Linked DNA regions of Homo sapiens: regions 2, 3 and 4 are each linked to region 1. Evidence: chromatin loops called from intact Hi-C (ENCODE). Cell type or tissue: endothelial cell of umbilical vein. All regions are shown on one strand.

Region 1 (5,000 bases):
TTCTTGAGGGTGGAGGTTGGGAGGAGGGTGAGGATTGAAAAGCTATTGGGTACTATGTTTATTATCTGGCTAACAAAATAATCTGTATGCCAAATCCCTGTGACACGCAATTTACCTAAGTAAGAAACCTGCACATGTACCCCTGAACCTAAAATAAAAGTTTAAAAAAAGAGAGGTCCCACTGCTCCTTGCCATACAGAGGTTTTTTACTTCTCAGGCCACTTTAGTGAATGATGGTGCCAACCATCTTTGATTCTGACTAAGACTTCATACAAAGTCTTAGAGAAGAACCTTTGATTCAGTGTCCTTTGAGAAGTCCAGGTGTTGTAAACCCCATGACAGTAGGGAAGATTTTTGTTTTGTTTCCCATTTTATCTCTGTTGCCCAATACAGACAGCACTTACCATGCAACAGGAATTTTATAACTAGCTGATGAACAAACTCATAAATGAATCTTATATTTTGCCTAATATATCAGTAAAAATAATAGTTATGAATGAATGTGTGAAAACCAACATTCACTTTAGATCTATAAGCCACGTAAAGTGGCTACTTATAGATTGTCATGGGTCTGGTGATTAACAAAGTGTTGATTTCAAAAAATAGGCAAATTCTGTAAATATAATAATTACCTGAATTATTAAAGGGAAAGCAAAGTCAGTCTAATAAAGACCCTGACTTAGCATTTCATAATCAACAAGGTGACTGGTAAAATCTAATATGAAGAGAAATGCATTCAGGATTGCAAAGACAAAAGCTTCTCTGGGAGAAGTTAATAACCCCTGTGAGGGCATTGTCTACCCACAGAAAGTAAAGTGGGCTGTTACTGGGATATTGTTTTTGTTGTAGCAGGCACTGAAAACCAATATCATGTAAGTAGTTTTGGTGCACATAGAATGAGGCATAAAATTGGCCTGCTTTAAATCTTGCCACTCCAACAAAGAAAACCAGAGATAGATACACATAGAATAAATTCACAATGGTTACAGTCTAAGGTGTAAGTCATTATTATATTCATGCAGGAAAGACATTTTGACCTTCTGTAAGATAACATTTTAATGTGGGAAGAATTCACAAGCAGTGATGGGCTTTAAGCAATTCCAGAACCCTTTCTGAATTGCTGGAATTTCACTTACATATACTTAGTAAATGAATTTCATACAGGCAAAGCTGAAAAGTCCCATAGCTAAATCTGTACCACCATGCCTCCTACTTCATACATACACATACACCATGTGTTTCGCTACCACCTTCAAATACAGCAAGTCAGGCAGAGAATGCAGGACTCAGAGTTAGTGTCAAAAAACATTACTATAAATTTCTGCTTGCAAAATGCTGAAGAAAATATGCTTAGCAGGGTTAAATGAGTATGGTAGCAGAACTAAACCCTTCCAAGGCCTCTCTGTCCACGGTTTGATGGGGGGAAATGTTGAAAGTGACAAGCAATCCTTAATTATACCAAGGATCTCATCTGCTATTGTATAATCACTTCCTCGGTCGCATGGAAAGCTCCAGAAGGAAAGTCAAGACTTAAAATTCCCACAAGGAAAGACCATGATAGATGGTCAGTCTGCACAGATTCTGGATCCAGATGGTCTTCTGGGGAAACACACCTGTGTCTTCTGGAAAGTGGAAGTGAATGGCATGCCTTCTTAGAGGGTTACGTGGGGAGCAAGTGACAGCCTTCTTCAAAGTCTCTCCTATACCTTCTAGAAAATAGATCATGCTCAATTTAGTACTCAAAGTCCCTGATTCTGGCTTCTACCTATGGCCCCAATTTCCCACTCTTTCCACATATGCATTATTATGCTCTAGATTACTGGACTTCTGCAATTCTCCATAATCACCATGGGCCTAAAGCTTTTCTACATTCTACTATTTCTGCCTCTTTCCTTTCCTCTCTTCTCAGTCTAGTCATTCTTCTAGACTCATTTTACCTTTGTCTTATTAGCTGTTCCATCTTAAATGTCCACTTAATGTTCTTCCAGGCCACCCCACTCACTTCAGTAATCTGTGCCAACGTGACCTTGGATACACTATCTTTCAGCCATCTCTTAATCTTTGTCTGTAGGCTCCTTAAGGGATTTAATATATGTTTCACATCACCCTGCACCTGCTCAGCACATAGTAGGTATTCAGAAGTAGGTATAAATAAATATTATTTCATGGAAAAGCCATTTAGTGAATTTTTCTATCACTTACTACTATCTCAGGTTATAATTTTAGAAAATTCCTTCTTGATGACAGGAATGTCTTCACAACAGTCAACAAATAAAATTCTTGCATGGTAATGGAATGAGTCAAATCAGTGTACATTTGTAGAATGACTGATCAGTTTTATTGAATTTGGAATAATGTTATTTATTCTCCCATCGAACTGCTTCCTTATGACCCCAGTCCTCTTTGATGTAAACATGTTTAAAACATTGTTCCTTATTGTTTTTGTCCACACTGATGTTAAGGTGTTAAGAAAATGACATGTTGGGCTGTGTATACATTCCGGGGCGATCTCATAGCCAGTGTGCTTAATATGAACACCCAAATGACATGGTTTTAGTCACTTCCTATGACTTGCCCCGCTCTGTAGGAGGAAAGACTGTTGTAAGTGTAGCCTGTGGAGACATGCTGAGAAGATAACTCACTAGTTCCATTTATTGATGCTTTTTTCCAAAATAAGTGAATACAGTTTATTGCAAGAAGGTTGAAAAAGGAGTGTCCAAAATTTTCAAATAAGTTTAATTATCTTTGTTATCAACATGGATAATGATAGAGAAAACCCAAACTGAACAAACTCAACTGACATAGTCCTCTTAATCAGTCTTGAATTGTTTTTTTTTTTTTTTTTTCCTGGACCAACATCTAGGTATGGGGTGGGGTTGGGGGGAGGTGGGTTGGGGGGAGGTGGGGGGGCGGGGAAATCCAGCCCATTAAAAGGAACCTGTGAGACCAAAGCGCCACCTAGTGGGCAAAATAGAAAACAATCACTTTTACACCAGATCTTTTTAAACTCAACAGACAAATGTTTGCTTGGATCTCCAGTCTCTCAGTGTCTAGTGAATTTACAAACTCCCCTTTTAAATTTATGCTAAAAATTAATTTCAGACGTACAAAGAAAGAACAAACAACAACTCCTTTTATTATCCTCCAAACCTGTTAATACAAACACTTGAGACCTCTACGTAAATAGAGACGTGTGGGTTGCGCACCATCTGGGTGCAATGCTGTTTGCCAAGTATCCTCTTATAGTAACTAGCATCGCCATGACTAGAGTTCCTGACCATCTAGACGTTCTCTGGACTTTGTCTAATCCCTCTCTGGGAAGATGGTATGGTCACAATTCTTTTTTTGTGCCACAGCATAAGGAAAGATAATATGGCAGAAAGGTCAAGGGGATGGGCTTCTAACAGACAAACCTGGATGTGAATTCCAGCTTCCTACTTCCTCGCTTTGTGGTGTGTGGGCCAGTTACCTCAATTCTTACATTCCAGTTTCCTTCACTGTTATTAAAGGGGCAATAATATCTACTTGTTTGGGTAATGATAATAGCTGCATAAAGATTGATATAAAAATCAAACCACAGAATATAAACAACCCATCATTGTAGCTAAAATTAGAAAATATTCCATAAGCATTTCTTATAAATTTTGTTATTATACTTATTCTCTTTAATGTCTAACTGTGTCAATAAAGGCAGAACAAAATCCATGAAATAGAATTCCACTAGGATCGATATACCCTCCTCTTTTGGGTTGTGAAATTCTTTAGTCACCTGATATATTTCAGTGAAAAACCTTTCAGATTTTGTTATCAGCCTAGGTATGAGTTACACTCATATGGATGCTGGATTAATTCCTGCAAGGATATTATGTATGATATGCAGATAGATATAGCCCAAATGATGGTTAGTTGGGTGGGTAGGTGGGTAGACTGGTGGTTGGATGGTTGGTTTATGGCACAAAACCCACCCCTGAGCTAACATAGAAAGAGATGGCAATTATATACTCAAGTCACTGTACCAAAATCTACAGTGATGTGCTTCCTGAATTTCATTTTCTCTAATTGGATTTAGAGACTACCTTGGACCAATCAAGCAATCTACTACAACATAGGCTAAAAAATGAAATATTTAAATGGATCCAGCTAAATGAAGTATTGAAGGAGCTGATATAAATTCTGAAGTCTTATTTTTTGTTTTCTAAATTGCCTAATACTGATAATAGTTGTTCAATGATATGTATGTATCAGAGCCCTTATTCTTTCATTATACAAGCATAAGGAATCTATGTATTTGAATTAGAGGAAGAAAAGCATATTCTCTATATTCTTCAAAAGAAAAGGTGACAACACAGGAATACCTTATAGTCCCACAGTATTTGCTGAATTATTTCGTGATCTTGCAAAAGAAGCCTTTATTTTACTCCAAGGCTGAAGGAAGTGGACCAACCACAGGCATTTGTAACCGAGAGAGATGGTTGAACTGGTCACCTGTCTGCAGAAATTATTCATAGAGGAGAAAATGGGCAACAGAGACTGAAGGATTCTTATTTTTTAAAATAACTCAAACTACCCTTTTCTGTTTATAAGACGGGTTTCAATCACAGCAGCCAAAAATGGGAAAAAGGACAGAATTTTACCACAGTTCTCACTGGAAATGGATGATATGAAATACCCCTGTCTGATTATGATGGATGATCCTTGCTCTGTATATTCTGGAAAATGAGAAAACTCCCCCACAGCACCTCCCTATAGACTTGAGGAAAAGGAGGGCTCTCTTCTGCCCAAACCTGACAACTGGATTTAATCATGCATAGAAGTAAGGAGTTCCTGTGGTTTAGCATCGCACTGACTCTCAACCGTCAGTACCAATGGCAATGATTTTACTTGATCCCTGGATTCTCAGTAAAGCTAACCAAGAAGCAAAATATCTTGTTTTTAAGTACACCTTTGACCATATTTATAATCCAAGTCTGCATGTCAGATTACCATTTCTTTTTTTCTAG
Region 2 (5,000 bases), 1.6 Mb before region 1:
CTCTAATCATTTACTTCCCTGAGAGAATATATCAACATACTAGGCCAAATTTGGTAGGAAATACTGATATTTATGAGGAATAAGTTGAAATAAAATGTCTCTATTTAAGCCCAGGATATATTTACATTGTGATGTACCAGATATAAATACATGGGTACGTACTGTCTGTGTGTGGATTGCCAGAGGAAACAGTTGGTGTTTGACATTGAGCTGTACTCTGTAACTAAGTGCACATCACTGATCTATATCATACCATTATTCCACTTCTGAGGTCTGTTTTACTCTTAGAATGTAAGAATTGCAGAAACTAGAAAAAAAATTCACTAAAAATTTCAAATTTCATTTTGATCTAGAGTAGACCCAGGAATCTACAAGGCCTAAGAAGCGTAGATCTGGTTCAGTAGTAGGTACCTCAAGAAACCAGCACAAACTTTTGTAGCTTCTGTAAAGAAGAGGTGATCAAAGAGTAAGTCAAATACCCAGCACTTCTCTGAGCCCCAAAATGTATACCCAGTTGACCTTATGAGTCTAGAACAAGAACAGAGCATAGGATAAACTTTCTCCCAGCCCAATTAATTTAAATGAAAGCAAACTTCCCATTATGTGAGTGTAATGCAGAGTACATGTGGGGAGAAAAATGATTTTATGCCTGGATTTCAGCATATGAAACTTATTCTTGAAATAATGTTTACAATGGATCATAAACTTCTCTTTCTCATTTTGGCCAAGACAGCCCATAGGCCAATTTAGAACAGTGATGTGTTTCCTACTGAATATGTTCTTACTTTCTCTGCTCATGTTACCAATAGAAATGACAGAAAACTTAATAGTTGACTGAGTCAGAACTTTCATTCTATATCAGGATGTTTCTCAGTGCCAGACTCAAGCATGAGGTGGAATGGGGTAGATTATTATGCTATTTTCTGTACTGTGACAGTTTTGTGGCAAGTGGTTTTAAATCTCTAAGGTTGTCGAAGTGGAAAGTTTCACCAGAAATGAATTAACATCAAAGAAAAACATGAGTACCTGTATTTGGATGTTTTACCACATACCCAAGACAGACAGTGAACTGTAAACCTTTCATTTATTGGACCAATTGGGCTCCATCTGTAGACCAGCATGTTGTTTCAGTGTCTGAGACAAACCACAAGGGATAGCCATACTTTTTGAATGTTGTTCTTCATTTTAACCTGTGTGTTTTCTGTGGTAAGGCCGGATGAGAAAACTCTTAACTCATTGCGGTATATCCAGATATGTACCAGTGGGTGGCAGTAGATATGGCAGAGTTCTAAATAATGTAGCTACTTATAATGGATGATGTCTAAAAGCAGTTTACTAATAGGCCTTTTTTGTTTGTTTGTTTTAAATTACAACTGTTTGTTTTGCACATTTTCCTGATTTTAGCAGAGATATTTAAGGGTGATTTAAAAAAAAAATACTGAGAGCTAATACGTATATAATGCTTCTTATATACCAAGCACTATTTTAAATGTTTTACATATATTAACTGAAAGCCCAACACATTTGATTGTTGTTTAGGTATTTGAGCTAATATAGTCATATTGTTATACCTTTATTCAATTTTTCTTTACTAGTATAATAAAATAGGAAAAATGTTTGCTGGTAAATGTTATATTAAGCTGAGAAACTGTCATTCATTGAAACAGATTTTGTGTTGCTGTTTGATTTTGTGAAATCTTCTGTGTGCTGTATATTGAATATATCTTGCTGAAACAACTGCCTTCTCAAGTGTCTAGGTATTTGCTTTCCATCATAGCCATATTTTTGGACGTCATCTCCCAAAACTGAGGAATTTTAACGTGGACAGTTGGTAACTGTGGGTCTTCCCACAGATTGTCGATGTTACACAAGTGCTTTAATGAAGTTTTCTTTTGTTTCTGTTTGGAGAGGCATTAGAAAATATATAGGCATTGGAATACTGTGTCATTTCAATACAAATCTTGAAAGTCAAAGCAGGGCAGTCACTTTTGTGTAAAGAAAAAAAAAGTACTGGACCCTGGTCCAATTCAAAAGCCCTGGGCTCAGATTGATACACCATTAACTAGCTATGTGACATTGACAGAGGCATTTGATCTCGGAACTCAGTCCTCCACTGTGTAACCCCAGGACACTAGATTAGATCAGTAGCTTTCAGTGAGGATAATTTGGAGCTTTGCAGCTTCACCATGCCACCACAGGGGTCTGCCCAAGGATAGGAAGGAGCTTGGTGGGCTGGCCCCCAGGCCCTCCACTTCTGTTTCCTTAAAAGCAGCTCCTTCTCAGCTTTTTAAATTACCTATTTATAATTTACATTAGAAAGTATATATGATTTCCCTTATAAGACAGAATTGTACTTCTTTAGGAAAAAAAAAAGCAACCCTAGGATTAGATTATTTCTGTGTTCTCTTGTCTCTAAAATGTCAATGATTCCAATAACTGGGTAGCTAAGGAAGAAAAAGAGAAACTGACCCGTTATCTCTGGCATGTAGCTAATGTCTTGAGTATCTGGAATGGAATAATAGAAGGCTAAGTCCATCATTTATAGGCTCATAAGGGTTGTAATGTGCTGCTTTATCTGATGAATTTTGTTATATGAAATTATGAATCAAATATATGAATATATTTAAATATATGAATCTGTTCACAAATAGAAATATCATAAATTTACTTTTTAATAAAATATTGAATTATTTTGAGAATTTGCATTATCTATTGTGTTTGGTAAATGTCGAGACACACAGAGTAACACTGGACAGGAGCACTGAATTATAGTAAGTTACAAGAGCCAGAGCTAAATGCTTTTCTCTAAACTGCAATCAGTAACTCAACATATTCTGCTGCCAATGTTACTCTGTCCAGTGCTGTTGTTATAAATGTTGCTGTGTCAGAAGCCTCTGTTTCTATAACTTTCTCTCCATTATCAGTTGGGCTTAGTTGTAATATGGATGAGGCATTTTATAGGAATGGTTAAAGAAAAATATAGTCATTTCTCAATTTGATCTTCAGTCTCCCTAGGAAGGTTCAAGTTACTAGATGGGTGTAATTGCTCATACACACCTGGACATGACTCACCTTTGAAAAATAAACAAACAATCTATCTGCTTCTTGGCTACCAGAAACCAAAATCAACATTAAAAAGTGTCAAACCTCCTTAAACAGCCAGATCACTGGTTGCAAAGACTGCAGAGGAAGAGATATAAAACTATCTTAGCCAAAAACTTGGTCGTGATATATTAACCCTAAGTGTTCCAGAGAAATGTAAAGCAGAAACAAAACAAAACAGGACAGCTGGATCATCCAATTCTCATCCATGATGTTCTGCTTTTTTATATGGCTTTTTCTCCCTCTAATGACTTTATGTCATAATGAGTGAGTATCAGCTCATTTAAAAAATTGGAACCAATCCAAGGAAAATACACAGGGCTGCTGCCCTTTTTACCAAAGATCTTTCATTAACTAATGTTGATGGAAGCAAATTTCACCACAGCAATTTACATGGTAGTTGAGTTGCTATTTGTATGGAACAGCAAACCAGAGAGTAATAAAAGAAAACACGAACATGTCAGTGGTGAGCAAGGGAGCAGAGCAGCCCTTTAGCTCTTTCCATGCTGATAAGAAGAGTAGAGCAGACCTTCAGCTCTTTCAATGCTGATAAGAAGAGCAGAGCAGCCCTTCAGCTCTTTCCATGCTGATAAGAACAAACAACAAGATTGTTCATTATAATGAAAGATACTAATCACGCTGTTATCACAGTATTAAGTCACTTTAACTATCTAGGGGTCTCACCTATATTCTCTTGTGTTTTGTCTGTTTGCATAGAGTGGTGCTTCTCAGCGATGCCCAGTAGCCATATTTCATCAGCACAGGTTAATAACCGTGTTCATCATTCCAAATGCATGTGCTTGAACAATGCACCTAACGAGTGAGCAGTGGCATACAGCAATGGTGTGGGTGGAGTGAGCAATTTTGGGGATATAAGTTAAATATCAAAGATAGAAAGGCAGTAGTTAAGGAGAACATGGATGTAAAATATGGATGGGCCAGAGGCAGTGGCTCACACCTGTAATCTCAGCACTTTGGGAGGCCGAGGCGGGCGGATCACTTGAGGTCAGGAGTTCAAGACCAGCCCATCTAACATGGTAAAACCCCGTCTCTACTGAAAATGTAAAAAGTAGCCAGGCGTGCTGGCTGGCACCTGTAATCCAGCTACTGAGGAGGCTGAGGCAGGAGAATCGCTTGAACCCAGGAGGTGGAGGTTTCAGTGAGCCGAGATGGCGCCACTGCACTCCAGTCTGGGCATCGGATGAGACGCTGTCAAACAAAAAAAAAAAAAAAAAAAAAATGTCACGGACGCCCTGATTCAGGGAACTTTTAAAGCAGGTCAGAAGAATACAGACAAGTGTGTATTTTATTTTTAAATCAGTATGAAGAAGGGTGCAATTAAGTATTGAGAGGTACAAATGAGAGCATGATTAGACAGAGCAGGATGATAGGAGAGCAAAGCTGTAGAAGTGGCTTTGTACTAACTAGGTGATCTCAGCCAAACCATTTGCATTTCTTTGAGTCTCATGTCTTCATATATTTGTTGTAGGATGAAACATTTTAAGGTGGACTAGAAAGTTCTTCTAGGTTTCTGAATAGAGATAAGAAGGTTCAATACAACTACATCCCTGGAGACTTTTAAAAATGGCAGTAATCCAACAAAAGCTAATTTAAGAAAAAGAATAGAGGAAGAATTATGTATTGGAAGTCCAGGAGGTTTGTGGGCTTCAGTCAAGGGTGGATGTAGTCCTCAAGCAATTCTCTCTTTCTTGGCTCTCATTTCTTCTTTGCCAGCCTCATTGCTTAATAAGTTTCTTCAACATAGTAGAAAATACAGACTTCGAAACACCAGGCTAATATAAGGTGTGGCTTCAGAAGGAGAAAATTTATTTCCTGGCATTCACATTAATCCTCTAAAAGGACACCTCTGGTGTTGCTTAGCTCATATGCTCAGGGGG
Region 3 (5,000 bases), 1.8 Mb before region 1:
TAATTTTTTTTTATACATTGCTGAATTAACTTGCTATTTTTTTCTTAGGATTTTTATATTTGTGTTTATGATTGAGATTAGTTTTCCTTGCACTGACGTTTTTGGTTTTAGAAGCATGGTTACATTAGTGTCATAAAATGAATTAGATGGATTCCTTCTTTTCCTATTTCGTGGTTTAGTTTTGTGTAAGAGAGGGATTATCTATTTCTTGAATGTCTGTTGAAACTTACCCATAAAACAATTTGTGTCTAATATCTTTTTGGTGCTGCAGATTACTAATTTTTTTTAATGTTTATTGGGTTGTATAGCCTGTTTATTAAGTCAATTTGGTAATTCATGTTTAAAGTCTTGCTAGAAATAGTATTATTTTATTAGTTTTCTTTTTGACTGGCTTTGTTTATTGCTTCATTAACTTCTGCTCTTAACTCTGTTACTCTCTCTTTCTCTTCATTTAAAGGATTATTCTGTTTTATTTTTTAGGCTTGAAAATTGAATGCTTGATTGATTTTTCTGCTTTTTTAAAATGAATAATGAAAATTTAACCAAATTACCATATGCTTTGTTATACTTTTATGGTAATTTTTTTTCAAAATCTTTTATAATTTGTTACAATTTTCTCTATAACTCAAAACTTATTTAGGAATGTCTTTTGGTATTTTCAGAGATATATGTGTGCTTATTTTTAAACTCTTTTTATTGTTTTTAATTTAACTCCTTTGAAAGTTGTTGAAACTTCCATTTTGACCTAATTCTATGACCAATTTTTTGTAAGTACTCCAGAGTAAGAAACAAATATTTTTCTGTGTTTTGGATGCAGAATTTTATGTGCTTGTGCATGTCATACATGCATACATACACACACACATATATAAATTTAATAGGTCATTTGTGAATTTTGTTGTTCTGTTCTTCTGTTTTCTTAGTACATATATCTAAAGCTTCTCATTATTATAGAGATTATCAGTTTCTCCGTGTGATTTGTGTCAGTTTTCTTTTATCTGTTTTGTGCATGTGGTATCTTATGTATAATTAAATTACTTCTTGGTCAATTATTTAAAAAATATTACCTAGTGTGCCTCTTGATTTTAACATTCTTAAGATTACTTTATTCATGGCATATCATTTTCCCTCTTTAATCTTTCCTTAGTATTTCCATTTTTCCATGTTTCTTACAAAACACCTTATAGTTTGTTAAAAATAACTTTATCTTATAAATTAATGGTTGCATTAGTCATTTTATACTTACTGCGATTATTGGAATATTTTAAAGTGTTTTTATCTTATTTATTTTTTTTTAACTTCTCTTTTTGTTTCTTTTTCCCATTTCTATTTGGAGTGGAGTATATTATATATTCATTTTTATACTTTCTGTTTGCTTTGGAGCTGTAGATTATATTTCTGTTCTTTTGATAGCTGTTCTAAGATTTTAAACATACAGTACTTATTAGTCTAAGATATCTATGTTCCAGCTACATTGGATTCTTCTCAGTGTCTTACTGGAACATTTTTCTCCCTTCTCGTTCCTCAGGCTCAATTGTGACCTCTTTAGGGAAAACTTTCCCGTTCCTCCTCGCCTTCTAAAATCGCCCCTTCAGTTCCATTGCTCACTGTCATGTATCATATTACTCTATTTTTAAAAATAGCATTTAACACAAACTATAATTATTGTTTGTTTGCTTATGCTATTATATGCCTTTTGCCAAAGAATGTAGACTCCATTGGAGGGGCTTTGTGCATCTCGTTTACCCTTGTTTCTGGGACAGGTAGTACAGGGTTTATCACACAGAGCTCACTGAACAGGTGCTAAAGAAATTGACGTTTCCAAATGTAAGTGATTGTTCAGCTGCATATAACATTCTTGGTAAATTTCACTCCAAGATTTTTATACCTTGTGTTACTCTACTGCTCTCATTCCTGAAGACAGAAAGTAAAAGTTAAACAATTTTAACTTATTTGAAGTTTATATAGTAGTTACAATGATATATTCAAAATTCCATAAACATTCTTCAAGAATTCAATCATAGTTAAATTAAACATAATTCAACTCTATAAAAATAACATTTTCGTATAGTGGGTTGCTGGTTTTCAAACTATACTGACAACTTAATAAAGACAGCTGGATTTTTGATATCTTTGTGTTTAACAAAGTTTGAAAAAGAAATTTAGAATGGAGATGCCCAGATACATGCATTCTAAATGTAGACCTCTTTGAAATATTAATTATGGATTTATGAAGAATGTTAACATAGCTGTGTGAGCGTGAATAAAGTGACATTTCATGGAACTGTTTCCTTTGTGAGCTGACAGCAAATGCTGATTGACTTTTCTTTTGGGATACTGCAAATAATGGACAGAAAGAATTTTTAAAGAGACTTTGTAGATACAATTCCTTTTCTTCGTGTTTTTCTGAATGTTTGTGAGGGCAATATCTTTTAATTTAGATTTTCACATAATTTGCATTAAATGTTTTAAATAAATTGATAAAGGTCATAGAATACTTGATAGGGAATTACTACAAGTTTTGACCACTAGTCGTCAGTATTGAACCATTAATTGTGAAGTAGTAGACACTGTTTATTAAAGTTGGCCAAATTTATTGAAAAACAATTATTTATAGTGTGTATACTCTCAACTCTTAGGGCTTTCTGAAAGTGTACTTGGCACTAGCCTCACAAATGAAAAAAATCTAATTAACTGTCTGTTATTACAAATTTAAATTTGAAACGGTGTTACCCTCTGCTGTTAAAAAGTATGACACATTGTGTATTTTATATGAAGACACCTGCTGTATTTATCATGAAAACTGTCATTTCTTTGCCTTTGTATTATAGTTTCATGCTTCCTCTTCAGGATTACAGGTTTTTCCCTTCTTCCTTCCTCCTTCCCTCCCTCCCTCTATGGAAGAAACTATTTATATCTAGTAAAACAGATTATAATTTGATATGAGCATTTTTTTCGCGGGAATCATATATTCCCATTCCCTTTTCCACTTTTAATATTTCGAAGCTGTGCATGCAGAATTTTCCCAAAGATACTTTCTATAAATATTCATCTTATGTAGACCTAAACCTCTTTCTCCTAATTGTTATTTTCTTGTTTTTGGTGGTGATTTCCTTTTGTACACTGTTGTCCATCTACCCAGTTATATTTATTTTCTATTGGTGTTCTGTTGGATAGTTTATCCAACAGATAGATTATCCTTTGCCTATTTTTTCTTTAGTTGTTGGAAAAGCATTTTTTATAGCTCTCATGACTCATTGTGTTTCTAGTTAATTTGTATTTCTATTAAGTACCCCAAATCCCTTTTTAAAAAATATTAAAGTTGTGGTATTAATTATTCATTGCTCAAAAAATGAAAAGCTGTTATTTCTTATATATCTTTGTCCATACTGTGGTCAAGTATTAGGATAGTATTTAGAACTATAACCTCATTATTTCATCGTTTAATGGATTTTGTATGGTTGTGACAAAAAAGTTACAGTTTTATGTTTATTATCTGAGAATGAGATCCTGAAACTTTCCTCGCCAGTGTTAGTCTTGGATGGGCAATCAAGTTACAGTGATGCTGTGATTCAAAGCCACAAAGTGTGGGCGAACTTGGGTCTCTGGAGCTCCCAGTTTCCAGTTCTTTCTCCTCCTGACCTGTGAACTTGTTTGGAAGGTGCAAAATCTTACTCTTTTTGTGTGGTTCATCTTATAATGTTTCTTCTTAAACAGATAGATAACCATCTTGATAAAATAATTTGTTTTATATTTTAAAACCTTTATATGTTTCCTTTATGTCTTTGCCTCTCCTTTTCTCCTGTTCTTTACACCAAGTCTATCATTAAATTTTGTCAGCTCTATTTAAAAAATATTTTTTTAAATTGGAAACTGTTCATTTCCTACCACTACATCTCCTCTTTTGCTGGGGCTAATGCTGTAGCCTCCTTGCTTCCATTCTTACCTCCTTGTGGTCTTTTACAGAATCAGATAATGTCACATCTTTCTTCAAGACCCTTCAATGGTTTCTTTTGTTTTTTTTTTGAGACAGTCTCACTCTGTTGCCCAGGCTAGAGTGCAGTGGCATGATGTTGGTTCACTGCAGCCACCACCTCCTGGGTTCAAGTGATTCTTATGCCTCAGCCTCCCGAGTATCTGGGATTACAGGCATGTCCCACCATGTCTGGCTAATCAATGGTTTATTTATAGACAATAGATCCCCTCTGATCTGGTTTCTGAATTCCTCTCACCCTAATTTTCTTTCTTTCTTTCCTTTCTTCTCTTTTTCTTTTTTTTTTTGTTTTGAAATGTAGTCTTACTCTGTCTCCCAGGCTGGAGTGCAGTGGCACGATCTTGGCTCACTGCAGCCTCTGACTCCCAGGTTCAAGCGATTCTCTGCCTCAGCCTCCTGAATAGTTGGAATTACAAGCATGCGCCAAGACACCCAGCTAATTTTTTGTAATTTAAGTAGAGATGGAGTTTCGTCATGTTGACCAGGCTGGTCTCAAACTCCTGGCCTCAAGTGATCCTCCCACCTTGGCCTCCCAAAGTGCTGGGATTAAAGGCACGAGCCACCATGCCCAACCCCTAATTTTCTATTGTTGTTCTTCTTGCCAACTCTAGGCCAACCATCCTGGCCGTCTTGCTTTTCCATGGATATACCATGTACCTCCTGCTCCTGGGCATTTGCACTTTCTGTTCCCACAGCTAGGAATTTTCAGCTCTGAAACAGTTGTACGGTTTGTGCGCTCATGTTCAGAACTCTACTTCAGAAAGCCCTTATTGACTATCATAGATAAAACACTCCTTCACTCCTGAGCCCCTTGCACTGTTGTATGTTTTCTTAACACTTTCATTATTTGTCAACCATCTGTCCCCTTGAGCAGAATGCAGGCTTTATGGAGGCAGGGACTTACCTGCTTTGCTTGTTGCTGCATCCCCAGTACCAGGACCAGTGCTTGGCATAGAGTAGGGGCCCAGTAAGTGTTTCTTGAAGGAATGAATGAATAAATATTGCT
Region 4 (5,000 bases), 530 kb before region 1:
GGAAGTTGGTAAGTTAGGGGACTATCTGATCAATATTTGATTTCTGGCAATAATCAGAGCTTTTCCTGGTTGTTTTACACCTCTCTATTATTTAGGCTTGACTGCAGTGAATGGGCATTCCACTGAATGACCTTATCCCTCTATCTGTCTGAGTCTGCTCTCCCCGCAGCAGGGGCAAATGAGCTCCAGTTTTTTAAGAGTACATAATAAACACACAACCTGTCAGGCTTCAGCTGGGGTTATAGATGGAAAATGACTTGATGAACAGTCCATGCTTGAGTGATAAATGTGTATATCAGGAAGTAAATCTAGTGGAAAAGAAAATCTATCCACCACTTGCGCTAGCAGTTGGGAGACTCATATTGACAGTAAGGATTCATTTTCTTAATTCTGAGTAACTCTGAGTCTTTTTCTAAAAACTCATCTTCTTTTCTCTACTACCCGCCAAAAGGGTGGTATTACCTATTTATTAAAAACAGCCATACCACTTTACACTTACAAGTCACTTGTTCATCTTTGAAACTCAAACATCTTACATTTGCTTAATGCAGATACCCTAAGGAAATGTAACTTAGCATTAATGACAACACCAAAACACAGAGGCTGGTTTCTTTAACTGGGTTTACTCAGCAATCTGAAATGAAACTTTTAGGATTTTAGGAAGTAGTAACATCATTTATTTTATTTCTACTATGTATCTGGCACCTTATTTTATGTAAACATAACAATTGTATAAGGAAAGTATTTTCTCCACTTCAGAATAAAGGAATCTATGGCCCAAAATTGCATAACTTGCAAAAAGTTATTACATCTATATATTAGTCCATTTTCATGGTGCTGATAAAGACATATCCAAGACTGGGCAATTTACAAAAGAAAGAGGTTTAATTGGACTTACAGTTCCATGTGGCTGGGGAGGCCTCACAATCATGGCAGAAGGCAAGGAGGAGCAAGTCACACCTTACGTGAAATGGCAGCAGGCAAAGAGAGCTTGTGCAGAGAAGCTCCCCCTTATAATAACCATCAGACCTCATGAGACTTACTCACTATCAGGAGAACACCCTGGGAAATACCTACCCCCATGATTCAATTACCTCCCACCGGGTCCCTCCCACAACACATGGGAATTCAAGATGAGATTTGGGTGGGGACACAGCCAAACCATATCAATCTAGTAAGTGCCAGAGTAGGAACGTCAACTCAGGTTTGTGACTACAAAGCTTATGTCTTCACCAGTGAATATTACACAGTCTCTGTAGGACACAGAAAGGTAGTTTAGTAGTGTGGAGGAAGAGGCTATATATTACATTTTTCACCAGGCTCCATTTCCTGGTGAAAAAACAACAACAACAAAAAAAAAAACAAGCCCTCCGAATACAATCTCTTATGGTAGGCAGAATAATGTACCTCCCCCATGAAAGATACAATATATTCTAATTCTTGAAGCATGTGAATATGGTACCTTCTATAGCACAGGGGAATAAATTTGCTAATCAGTTGATCTTAAAATAGGGAGCTTGCCTATCATCCAGGTGCACCCAATGTAATCACAGGATACTTAAAGGTGGAAGGGGAGGCAGAAGAGTGAGAACAAGAGAGACAGCCCCTCGAGGAAGGCAGCCTAACATTGTTCATTTTTAAAAACAACATCTGCATTTATAAGAAAAGGGCCCATGAGCCAAAGAAAGCAGGTGGCCTTTAGAAGCTGGAAAAAGCAAGGAAGTAGATTGTTCCCGAGAGGCCCCAAGAAGGGATTTGCTCTAATTCTGACACCTTGATTTTATCCAGAGATACCTGTATTGGACTTCTAACCTTCAGAACTCTCATAAATTTGTGTTGCTTTAAGCCATGAAAATGTGTGGTAATTTATCATAGCAGCAATAGAAAGCTAATACAGAAATCAATGGGGCTTGAAAACAAGTGGAGAACAAACACATAAGTGAGAAAGAAAAAATGACCAAAAAATCCAGTCAAATAAGCAACAGCTCCTCCAGCTACATGCTATCTTGGTTATCTCTACTATAGCTCACTGGTAAGACTTACTTGTAGAAGAGACTATGAACATCTCTAGACCTCAATTGTGGGTTATCTGAGCTTTCCCCTCTTCCAAGGATAACAGTGATTCTTAGTATTTGGCATGCATTAAATCACTTGGAGGGCTTGTTTAAAACACAGATTGCTAGGACTCAGTCCCAGAATTTCTGATTCAATAGTTGTGGAATGAGAATCAACAATATGCGTTTGTAACAAGTTGCCAGGTGATGCTGGTGGCCAGAGACTACACTTTGAGAACCACTCATCTAAGCAATGATTCTTGGGAGAGTGATCTAGGCTCTTCGCTCCTTAGTACTATTGATTTCAATTCATAGAACTATTGAAACCCACTGCTATATTTAGAACCAGTGTCTTAGGAGAGCTATTTTTCCAAAAATGTCATAGATTCCAGAATTCCAGAATCTGAAAATGCACACAACCTCTTATTGGTTTTACCTATTGATGTCCAATCTCATCCAACAGAAATGGCATCCATCCAGCAAGTCACATGGCCATCATGCTGCTTTTCTATTCTCTCTACTACTGCACATTATTAAGAAGAGATGCTTTAAAGAAGGAAACAGAATCATCATACTTCTCAGGGCCCACTGCACTCTTGTTTAGATGTTATCGTGGCATTTTTCCTCTAATGCTCCAGTGCATGGAAACATAATACTGTTAATGAACTTATAAACTTTTCAAAGGTAGGGAGCCTGTGCTCGCCTACTTTGTGTACCTAGTATTGTGCTATCCTGTAGCGCTTGTTCAATGACTCAGACCCCCTGAGGCACCATTACTACTTAGTTACTGACAGAATCGAAAGCTCAGCTGTGTCCCTTAATTTGTTGCCCCAGCCAGCCCCATGGGGGCGCTGTGACATTTAAGAAGTATTTTTATTTTTATTTTTATTTTTTGCCTAAATTTTGTATTTATTTTCACTGTTGGGGATGAGACTCACAATGTTTCAACATTTGCATTCACAAAGCCATTCCATAGATGTTATGAAACAAAGAAACTGGACGTTAACACCATTAGCTCAAGGTTGCAAAAATGGCAGCTCACACATTGTTTGGTTTGGACTGCTAAGGGCATTAATTAGATGCCAGAATCAGGGGATTTAACATACACACCAGACTGTTGGCTTCTCTTGAAAAGCTGACAACTCTAAACTCACATCTCTACACAATTATAATCCAGTGGCAGCTGAGTGGCCACTGTGCACTTTGATTGGGGCCTGCACTGTACAATTTGCCACCTGGCCTGCTTCACTCAGGCATATTACCTGTCTGGTCCCTGTAGAAATTTGAGGTTGCAGCTTCTGTTTTCAATGTGTTTATTCACCTCTGCATCAGCTCCAAATTTTTCAAGGTCTCAGCTGGCCTGTGCCAACCTTGTCATGCCAAATACAGCCGACTCTCCAGTTCATGCTGTGGCCACAACCAACCCAAGCCCAATCACCCTGATACCCAAGGAGCACACATGGTCCACTGGCATTTCCACAAGGGAAACCACAGGCCCTAGAACCTGCTAACACATCCATCTCTCTGTCAGGGGACTCTAAGCATAAACAACTGACCTGGAACTTGCAAGACACTGGGAAGCCTCACTGACCATCTCCACCCTTGGCTGTGTTTCCAATCTCAATGGTAGAAGACACTGTGTGCAATTGGTCTTCTGATCAATTTAACAGGATGCTGGAATATGTCATGAAAGGTGCTAACCCTCTCCTCTGTTGCAACAGATAAGTAACATCACAGAAGAAGAAAGAGGAATGATTTCTTCCTGACCTGAGTTGGCAATCAGGTGATGCCTTGGAAGATGACAACTGGCATGTGTTTGTGATAGATATCCCAGTGCTTGCCTGTATGACTGACATCGCCAGAGTCACTGTCCTGAGCAATTTGCCTTCATAAGAGCCTACAGAAGCCAGTATCGCAGGCTAATTATAAGTTAGAGGAGAAAAATATGTCCTTTCAACTGAATACCTGTGCCTTTAATTTTACAGAGCCCTTTTCTCCTTGGGACTATAGGGAGGGAAGAGACCTCTCTTGTCACTTGTCATTCCAAGGACTACTAGTTATATCAAACTTTACTTTTTTTTTTTCTTGCCACACCAAAAAAGTCACTCACTTTTTTTCAGAGAAGCCTGCTGCATAGTTTAGTTGGCTATCCCTGCTCTCCTGTGGCCCTTTCCTAGCTCTGACTTCTTTTAAAAGAAGATTGTTTGTTCTGAAGGGATCTTTGCCAAAAGAGCGTTTAGGGTTCTATCACTTGTTTGTTTTTCATTAAAGAGAATTACATTTGACTCACCTCTAATATTTAAATAGATAAGGCACCCCAGGAAAGGGAGGGAGAAAGCTTAAAAAGAGGACTGTGGGGTCTTTCTTCACAAGGATGCTTGTGGGGTTAGGCCCTACAGTGAGACGGGAGAAAATGCTATTACAACTATCAGATGAAACAGCTTACCAGACAAGGAACTTTGCAGTTAGCTCCTCTTGTCTTTAAAATAGATACGGCCCAACATGTGGGTCAGAAGTAATTTAAGTCTAGAGAAGGATGTTCACGTAGGCTAAGAAAGAATGTTCTTTTAAGAACACATTGAGACTCTTATTATGGGTCTTACAGGACAGTCTGAACCTTTTGGTTGATGTATTTTATTACAACTGCTGGAATTTTAGGCATGCTCATTCTTATCACTTGGTATTGAAAAAGAAAAACAAAACAAAAGAGCAGCCTGTGACATCTGGAACGTAACCTGGCACTCATGGCTAGATCTTGTTATTCTTCTATTGCACATGAGCAATGTCACAGAATACCAATCTCAGAAGAAGTCACTCTGAGACCATGATAAACTGAGTCAAAACAAAGCTACATCTTAATTTAATCAATGCACAGAAAAACAAAGTCACTGCTTCACCCACAAAATAGCAAACAGTCCCCTCTCTTGGCTAGTGATTGCTACTTCT

What was found. A loop is a pair of places that touch in the nucleus more often than their neighbours do. Peaks named below come from ENCODE experiments on the same cell type or tissue, not always from the same donor. Only the 100,000 strongest peaks of a DNase experiment are listed, where the experiment ranks them.
Region 2: a loop joins it to region 1, with 26 times the contacts of the local background. A loop is called at or near these places in 2 of 110 quality-filtered maps.
Region 3: it touches region 1 in a loop (21-fold over the local background); 8 of 110 quality-filtered maps call a loop at or near these places.
Region 4: a loop joins it to region 1, with 21 times the contacts of the local background. A loop is called at or near these places in 4 of 110 quality-filtered maps.

The regions. Positions count from the first base shown.
Region 1 is chr14:79,009,276-79,014,275 of GRCh38, reverse strand. All of the region lies in intron 15 of NRXN3 (neurexin 3), which reads right to left. Among named protein-coding and RNA genes, the nearest start is that of NRXN3-AS1, 64 kb to the left of the region's middle. In endothelial cell of umbilical vein, no CTCF peak of the experiment used is centred here; a DNase peak (open chromatin) is centred at 2,545; H3K27ac peaks cover 1,513 bases.
Region 2 is chr14:80,583,484-80,588,483 of GRCh38, reverse strand. All of the region lies in intron 19 of CEP128 (centrosomal protein 128), which reads left to right. Among named protein-coding and RNA genes, the nearest start is that of CEP128, 360 kb to the left of the region's middle. In endothelial cell of umbilical vein, a CTCF peak has its summit at 1,249 (motif pointing right); DNase peaks (open chromatin) are centred at 1,283 and 3,083.
Region 3 is chr14:80,847,946-80,852,945 of GRCh38, reverse strand. All of the region lies in intron 9 of CEP128 (centrosomal protein 128), which reads left to right. Among named protein-coding and RNA genes, the nearest start is that of CEP128, 91 kb to the left of the region's middle. In endothelial cell of umbilical vein, a CTCF peak has its summit at 2,518; a DNase peak (open chromatin) is centred at 2,535.
Region 4 is chr14:79,542,030-79,547,029 of GRCh38, reverse strand. The region is part of intron 16 of NRXN3 (neurexin 3); the gene reads right to left. Among named protein-coding and RNA genes, the nearest start is that of NRXN3-AS3, 88 kb to the left of the region's middle. In endothelial cell of umbilical vein, a CTCF peak has its summit at 2,868 (motif pointing right); no DNase peak of the experiment used is centred here.